Regions from separate parts of the Homo sapiens genome. Here region 1 is linked to region 2. Evidence: read pairs that join two places in POLR2A ChIA-PET (ENCODE). Cell type or tissue: PC-9. All regions are shown on one strand. Links, peaks and the distances in the headings refer to the core of each region. The heading gives the core; the rest is flanking DNA. Region 1 overlaps DAB2 (DAB adaptor protein 2). Region 2 has its middle 23 kb from the start of LINC02104.

Region 1 (4,395 bases), core at 106-4,105, 160 kb after region 2:
AGGGTAGATCAGGCACACATCCTGATCAGTCTCTGAGCACTTCTGCCATAGGAGCTCCTTGCCAATATTTTGGCTAGCTTGAGTGTTTTACTGAAGCTAGAACATAAGTCCTAGAAAGCCAAAGTTGAAAAAAGAGAGAAATAAGGGAAGAGATGGAATTTTATCAGACAGCTAGTATGCATTGACGCTCTTAATTCCTAAATGTGTCATTAGCTTGTGTGAGCCGCTGATCACTCTGTGGTAGGACAGTGGGAAAGTCCACTTGACTGAGGGCTGGCCTTGCTATTCTTAGTCCATAGCCTATAGTTCTTTTCAGACTCCATGGTACAGTTTTCAGAAACCCTGACAATAGTTTTTGCTGTCCTGCTATGGACTCTATTTTTCTTCTCTTGGCACCTCTACAAACTCCAAATGGACTCTGGCTTGGGAGGTGGAGGACTGTAGACGAGGAAGGACTCTCCTCTCCTTCGGTAAAATCTGACCAGGGATCCTGGCTTTCTCTGCCTCCTGCAGTCAGTCATCAGGATCCTTGTTTTGTTTTCCTCTCTGTCTCTGTTGTTTTCCTACAAAGGAAAATAGTTTGGTTCTTTTACAAGAAATCTGTTTAATCATATCTAGAATAGGGTGGCCAGAGGAGGACTGTTACTCAACTGCTGAGTGGCAGAAATCCGTGAGGGTATGAAAAGCCAGCTTGTCCCAGGTCTCTGCTCGCATTTACCCCATCAAGAGGCTCTCTCTAAAGACTTCATGTCTCTTGGGGGCTTCCCCCTTTCTGCGTTGCTCTTTTCCTTGCACCCCCAAGTGGAGCTGGTTGGTACCCTTCCCTCACAGAAGACCAGAGTGCTTGCAATGCAATGTCTGCAGCGAGATCACATCACAGAGCTTTTTATCTGATATCAATGCCCTTAAGAATTTTTGCAGCCAATATTTAACAAGTCAGCCTGAAAATACAGCTGGACCCTATAACTGTTTATTTATTCAGACGAAGTGAAGCTTTTTGGCTAGGTGCCCCTGTTGAGGGCTTGGGGTATACAACTGCAGAATACTGATGATTGTTCCAAGTTTGGACATGGGACTCAAACTGAGCTCTACAGTATAGTCCCTGTCCACTAGCAGGGATCCTCAGCCAAACCATGGAAGGTTGTAGGTCTGGCTTCCGCTAGACCCAGCTGGGGGACTGTCTCCCCTGGAGAACTGGGGGGGTGGGGAGAGGGTATTGTAGAAAGCTGAGCCCTCAGATTCAACTTGCTTGTATTTTAATCTAGCCTCAGAAGGTAATAAAATTAATGTTCTATACCCATGTCCCCTTTTTCCTTATTCCTTGCCCCTACTTTGTCAATGTGTTCAATGTGTTCAATGTGTTAAAACACAATGTGGGGATTTGGTGGGTAGGAATGAAGACTGGTATAAGTATATACTGGGAAAGCCTTGAATTCCTGGCAAATGTAATATTTTTCTCTCCTTTTTTTTTTTTTTTTTTTTTGAGACAGAGTCTCACTCTGTCACCCAGGCTGGAGTGCAGTGGTGCTGTCTCAGCTCACTGCAACCTCTGCCTCCCAAGTTTAAGTGCCTCAGCCTCTCTAGTAGCTGGGATTACAGGCATGCGCCACCACACCCAGCTAATTTTTGTATGTTAGTAGAGACAGGGTTTCGCCACGTTGGCCAGGTTGGTTCTGAACTCCTGGCCTCAAGTGGTCCTCCCACTTTGGCTTCCCAAAGTGCTGGGATTACAGGTGTAAGCCACTGCGCCCAGCCCTAATATTTTTCTCTTTTACAAATACCATTCTCACTAATATGATATTTTCCTAAATGAAGACAAGTTGTCCAACATGAAAGATGATAAAATTCTACCCTCCTTTTTGCACAGCTAACTGGTGGAAATTATTAGCAAGTGATCTGGCTTCTGTTAATACAATTTAATTGAATGTGTTTTAAAATACAAGCAACAACTTTGTTCAAACTAAACCCATTTTTAGAGCCTGTATTGTAGAATATAACTTTTCTCTTGATTTGTTATGAAAGGAGTATATTCTTCAGTGAAAATGAAGTCTAATTTCTGTATCCGTGAAATAAGTATTTGAATTAACATAGCATTTGAAAATTAAAATTGCCCCATGCCTTGCTGCCAAGGAAGCAGAACAGGAGAATGGGGTGCCGGATTTAGAGCCAGTGTGCCTGATTTTCAGTTTCTACCATCCCAGACTATGACCTTCCCAATTTTAATGAATATTCTTGCACCCAGTTTCCTCACCTCCAAAAAGCATGCTGATTAAGTGAAATGGCCTGTTCTGAAACCCACCACTCTCTGTGAGTACACCATGTGTGCCCATGGCCAGATGGCCAGCATGCATGATGAGAATGGAGTCAGGTAATACCAATGTCTCAGACTAAGAAGCTCGAAGATATAATCTTGTGCTCCATCACTCCTAAATACCATTTTCAAAGTATTCCCTCTTGGAAACATAAACGTCCCTAACCCAGGTCTGAAGAAAACTTTCATAACTAAAGAATGCCATGCACCAAAGCTCAAAGCAAGTAGATTTCAAGAGCGAAGCATCACCCACTAATAGATATGAGGCTGAATTTAGGTTTCCTTCTTAGCGGTGAGTTTAACTGAATCATTAATGCACTTGGAAAGAGGCAGGAAAGACAGTGCCCTGTATATTAGAACAAGATGCAGGGAGCGAGCCTCTCAAGAATCAGAGGCCATCATTGGAGAGGCCTGGATTCTGGCGATTTAACGAATTCCTGATGACATAGCAAGGTCGTAGGAGATGGAGCCATTCACCACAAAGATCAGATGCCCCAACACAGGCCATTAGTTACCTTGAAAGATTTTTGTTTCCCATTGTCCTCTCTCCTCTTTTAAATTCTCTGTTCTAACTTCTGGCAAGGTTTAGCAAATGGCACATGGCAGGAAGCACTTTTATTTGAAACAGTCTTCCTAGGATAACATCCTTTCTTCCATTTTTATATATAAACGTCTAAAACTATCTTGGCATTGGCCAAACTTTATCTTCCCTTTATGTATATAGCTGTATCAGTCTTGGCAGCAATAAAAAGTGAAGAAACTTTGAAATGGTTTCTTCAGGATGCAAGCATGTTGAGGTCTTGTGCACATGTGTGATTGCTGGTTTCCATAAGACTCCAGACGTGAGCCAGTTGCCAAATGAAAAGATCAAATCTGTGACTCAGAGAGTCCAATGGATTATCTTAATTAACTACATCATAATCAGCATGGTTCATGCATAAAAATATATTCACTTAAATAAGTTCCTGCTATTAACAGGCTCTGTTCTAGTTGTTTGAGATGTATCAGACAACTAGTGTCTGTATGATAAGGGCTTATTTTTTTGATGAGTAGATACTTATGGACCGTACTACCCTTCTAATCAGGAAAGTTAAAAAGACATGGTAGGAAGAACATGGGCCTCAAAATGCAACCAGCATTTGAATGCTCACTATACAGTGTTAGCTGGCTAACTTTTACAGTGATTAATCTGTCATATTCTTCCCATATCAGCCTCAGGGCTCAATGGAGGTGTTAGCTGTGGAGAGGCTTTCCAGAGAGTTGTGCTCTCTGAAATTCAAGAATCTTCTTCAAGCTTGACTCCTGATAAGTATTTTTCTTCCTCTTACTTCAGGTGGTGTAACTGTCACACTCCCTCAGGCAGGACCATGGAACACAGCATCTTTGGTCTTCAATCAGTCCCCTTCAATGGCTCCGGGAGCCATGATGGGTGGTCAACCTTCAGGTTTTAGTCAGCCCGTCATTTTTGGTACAAGTCCAGCTGTTTCAGGTTGGAACCAGCCTTCACCCTTTGCAGCCTCAACTCCCCCTCCAGTGCCTGTTGTCTGGGGCCCTTCTGCATCTGTGGCACCCAATGCTTGGTCAACAACAAGCCCTTTGGGGAATCCTTTTCAGAGCAATATTTTTCCAGCTCCTGCTGTGTCCACTCAGCCCCCATCCATGCACTCCTCTCTCCTGGTCACTCCTCCTCAGCCACCTCCCAGAGCTGGCCCTCCCAAGGACATCTCCAGTGATGCCTTCACTGCCTTAGACCCACTTGGGGATAAAGAGATCAAGGATGTGAAAGAAATGTTTAAGGATTTCCAACTGCGGCAGCCACCTGCTGTGCCCGCGCGGAAGGGAGAGCAGACTTCTTCTGGGACTTTGAGTGCCTTTGCCAGTTATTTCAACAGCAAGGTTGGCATTCCTCAGGAGAATGCAGACCATGATGACTTTGATGCTAATCAACTATTGAACAAGATCAATGGTAAGCCACTCACCACTCTGCCTACTGTTCCAACAACTATCTCCACTGCCACATGGACCTAAATGAGTTCCCCAAATGAACCCTCTCCCACCCGCCAACAGCTTTGCTCTTGCTTCTG
Region 2 (4,395 bases), core at 208-4,207:
TCCATAGTTTCCAGTTGCTTTCTGATATTAAGGCTTAGTCCAATTTAAAACATCAAACATTAGTTTATTCTCCCCTTCTTTCCTCTTCCACTTTACCCAGTGCAAGTAGGAACGGGCACCCTCTCTAATTAGGAGTCTGCCTCAGGTACACCATCACCTTGCATTCCCCTTGTTGTATTCCTCTTCATGGTATCGAGCTGAGAGGTAGAACAGGGAAAGGAAAGAGTGTAATGCTAGCAGGCTGCTATCATAACCTTTCCCTCTTGGTTCCTGCTGTTTTTCTGGCCAGCACAGCCTAGCTGTTGATATCATCTGCAAGGCAGGCCTTCAAATTCTAGCTCTGGGGAATAAAGGTATGAGTTTTTGGAGCTTCAGTGATTTTAAGCCAACTTTTTCAAGCCCCTGAGCTCTCACTGCTGGCCATATAGTGCATGGCCTCGTGTTGCCGGGAATCTGTCTTGGAAAGGAGGTTGAACAAGCCCAGCTACATTCAAAGTAGCATCCACTTGAACCTCAGGCATCACCTGTCTTGGCTCTGAAACTGGGTGAATCCACACTACCCCTACATCTCTTCTCTCTCCAAGACTGTTCTCCCCTGCTCCTATGATGAAGAGGTAAATCCACAAGTCCTTTTCCTCAGCAGATGTCCAATTAGGTAACTAAATTATATGACAGCCTTTGTAAATGAGTCTCTTAGAGCCTCTCAGGAGGTTTTAGGAAGAAAGACCAGGTACTCTAATTTCCCTTCCCTCCCTTGGGGAAGGCAGGGAATTTCCTCTTATCTCAAACGCACCGCATTCTAATGACCCTTGGATCTGCTCCTCTCTGTCTTGTTCCCAGTCTTATTATATAGAAGACGGAGGCTGGCAGCAGTTTGCTGCATCCATCACCTCTTAAGAAGCTTTGGCTCTGACTCTGGTGACTGTCAGTTCAGATATTAAATACTTTCCTGTCCTCAGCCTTGGTCCTAATTACCAACCTCAGAAGTCCCACTAAGAGCTTCTTACATGTGGAAGGTAAACAAAGTTCCTTGGAAGAAAAAAAAAAAAATACAGATAACATACGGATATTTAGAATAGGTATTTGGCCTCAGTTGGGCCGCTGTTAAGATTTTTTCATCATCATCCATTAATTCAACATATTTAGCAAATAAGAACTAAATGCCTACCACAAGTTGAACAAAATGATAGACTCTTATAATTCAGAGAAGAAGAAAATGTATTCCCTGCTCTCTAAATGCCATTTCCTACTGTATAGTATTTAAAATCCAGGACTGTGGATGCCAGTGTGAAGGTAGGGGCTGAGGGCAGTCAGGGCAGAGGGAGAACATACAAAGCTGGAGAAGGCAAGGTAGACTTAAAGAAGAGATGGCATTTGAAAGGGCTCTTAAAAAATGAATGGCATCGATCATCGGGCAGGAAAAAAAAATAGAGGAAATAATATCAAGTAGAGATAATAATGGCATGAGCAAAGACAAAAAGATACAAAGATTGTGAGGCAGTTAATGCCTATGCCTCTGTCAGCGGGGTGGTGAGAATATAGTGAGGGCTGGGCCTCACCAAATCAATTGATTCAAATTCCAAGCTCCTTAACTGGTAAGGAGTGAAAATTCCAATTGAAAATGGGAAATTCCAAACCGGTTAAGGAGTTTGGAATTTTTCTGTATATAAAATGGAGAATTGTTAAAGGTTTTAAAGTGAAATAATGATGCATGGAATACCATTTTAACAGTAAGTCTCAATATCAATATGAAATAGATGAGCAACTAGGGAGTTGGGAGACGACATGATCTGGAGAGCTGGTGAGTGCATGAACTCAGTATATAACAATGAGGAAGGAAGAGAAGGAACAGAGATGAGAAATCTTTAATAGTAGAATTAAATTGAGAATGACTAAGGGATTTTAAGCTTTGGTGTCTGGACGTGTAAGATATGCAGATATTCTTGCTGAGATAGGAAACACAGGAAGAACTGGCTGAGAAGAAGAGAATGAGTTCATTTGGAGATGCAATACTTTAAGGTGATGAAGAACATCTAGGAGGAGCTTCCCAGGAGTCATTTGGGCCTGGAGTTCAAAGCAGACTGGCTAAATGAGGGAACAATCAGTGAATAGAGGAGGCTTGAAGCTAGGTGAGTGCACGAGAGAATGTCCAGTTAGAGTATGTAAAGGGAGCAGGGAGCTTGGGACAGAGCACTTAAAGAACTGAAAAAGGATGGAGAGGAGGTAGTGAAGAAGCTGGAGATAAAGATATCAAGAGAAAAAAATCAGGATGGACCAGTGTCTCAAAAGCCAAGGAAAGAGGAAATGTCCAGCCCGACTGAAGCAGTTCCAGTGTGAAGTGTTAGAGAAAAGCCACATAGAATAAAAACTGAAAAAAAAAAAACTCATAAGATAAAGAAATTGGGAAGTATTTGGGTGATGCTGGATTTAACTAGACCATGCTTCTCTTGTGTTTAGATATTTGAAATGTATGTTTTAAAATAGACTTTTTGGAGAACTCTTAGCTGTCTTTTGTGTCGGAAATCTGTGTAAATGCTGATTTTTCCAAAGAACATGAAATGTGCTTATATCCTTACATTTTTCTTTAGGATAAACAAATTTTGAGCTAATAAGCAAAAAGGAAGAGACATGCACTTAAAAAAAAGCATTTACTGTACATGAAAAGGGCCATTACTAAAACAGTTGGAAGTGATAACAGCAATTTTTCTCTGTAGGAAAGGAAATAACTTAGATTCAGGAAAAGGAGCTTGCTGACAAGGCAGTCAGTCATATGTCTCCCCAAAGGAAGTTAAGAGATTGGTTTTTTAAGGTCACAGTTCAATGGAAAGTGAAGTTGATGTTCACTTGAATAAAGCTTTCTTCACTTATGCTGAGTGGATTATCAAAATAACTAACAGAAACAATAGAATGAGATGGTAATACCTCCCTCAGTCCTCCGAGCTTTTCAATGTCAAGTCAGATTATTTGCTGAAAGAGCAAGCATCTTGAAATATGATGAGAAAGTTCATATAGGATTTTTTTTTTTGCTCAACATCTTAGTCCCATATAGCTACTTAATTGTATATTTTCTTGAATAAATACATCAAGAATAAAAGATTTTCAAAAATATGTCATTCTCCTTTTGTGAAGAACTAGATCAGTGGCTCACCATATAAATGTACAGTATTAGTTCTTATATTCATAGAAAATACATTATCAAATAAAAAACGATTCTTTTATATGTTAATTCTAATAAAAAACTACTTCAGAATATGTATGGACTCAAAGATAACTCAGGAGAAAGGAGATAAGATTAATAAAGTGCTTGCTGTACTTCAGGCATATGCTGAGAATCGTGGTGATATTAATGACATAGTCTATGAGTCATGCCCAGTGACCAAGGGCTCATGTGTCCTCTCAACATTTGAAGCAGTCTTCGAAGCTACCCAAAGCCCCACTGGATGTTGATCTCATCAGAATATGGTTATCAATGATCTTTGACCCGTTGTCATCCTGAATCAAGGATAATTTCGATCTTAGAATAAATGGAGGTAAAAAGAAGTAAAAGACTTTTATCTTGAGCCCCTCACTATAGACTGGTTTCTCTCTCTTTCAAGGGCCTATCTCTCCCCTCTTTTGTTGAAAGCAGGCCTGCTCAACTATACTCAAAGCATAGGAAGCTACTTAGGTCATTTGCATATTTTTAGTATTTTATATTCCTTTGCAACCTTTGTAACTTTTACTTTCTACCCAACGTGAGAATCCCTCCTACACAGTAAGGCATTCAGGTTAAATATCTAGAGCCGAACATTACCCAGACTCAAGTTCTAATTCCTGCACTGTCATTTACAAGCTGCATACTGAGCCAAGTTGCTTGACCATTTCAAGTAAAACCGGGATGACTAAAATGCCTCTATTTGTTAGAACATTATAAAGACTAAATGTGATACTATATGTTATATACTTGGTATAGTGCTAGGAACTTAAATAGTCGTAGGGAGAAAAATTACTTGGCTAGTTTCAGTTACTCATTGTCTTCAATAACAGTCTATCCCATTTTTAAAATTTCAAAACGTCATTCAGTCTTTCCTTTTATTAAGCCAAGTCTATCTTGTTCTCCACTTTGCCCACTAATCTAAATTCTGTCCTCTGGAACACCACAAAATAAATCCAATCTCTCACATTTTTCTGTTCCATTTAGTCTGAACTATCCGCTCTTGGAAAACAAAAATGAACACGACATAGTTTCATTCTGAAATAACCTTAGACGATAGAAGAGAAAACATATGTATACACATATGTATTTGCACATGACATATATTTAGTGTTTAAGGGTGCAAAGGTTTAAGTTGTATATTCAATTATTACATAAATGGAGTACGAGTATTTCAAAGTGCAAGAATAAATGGTTAAATT

The links. ChIA-PET counts read pairs that join two places held together with the same protein. Peaks named below come from ENCODE experiments on the same cell type or tissue, not always from the same donor. Only the 100,000 strongest peaks of a DNase experiment are listed, where the experiment ranks them.
Region 1: POLR2A ChIA-PET joins it to region 2 with 8 read pairs; 11 of 35 experiments call an interaction of 5 or more read pairs at or near these places.

Annotation. Positions count from the first base shown.
Region 1 is chr5:39,376,532-39,380,926 of GRCh38, reverse strand. DAB2 (DAB adaptor protein 2) reads left to right here. Exons shown (of 15, transcript NM_001343.4): 12 at 3,645-4,277. Among named protein-coding and RNA genes, the nearest start is that of C9, 14 kb to the right of the region's middle. RefSeq lists an enhancer at 1-192. In PC-9, for the core only: no CTCF peak of the experiment used is centred there; no DNase peak of the experiment used is centred there.
Region 2 is chr5:39,541,104-39,545,498 of GRCh38, reverse strand. No RefSeq gene overlaps it. Among named protein-coding and RNA genes, the nearest start is that of LINC02104, 23 kb to the right of the region's middle. In PC-9, for the core only: no CTCF peak of the experiment used is centred there; a DNase peak (open chromatin) is centred at 1,908; H3K27ac peaks cover 889 bases.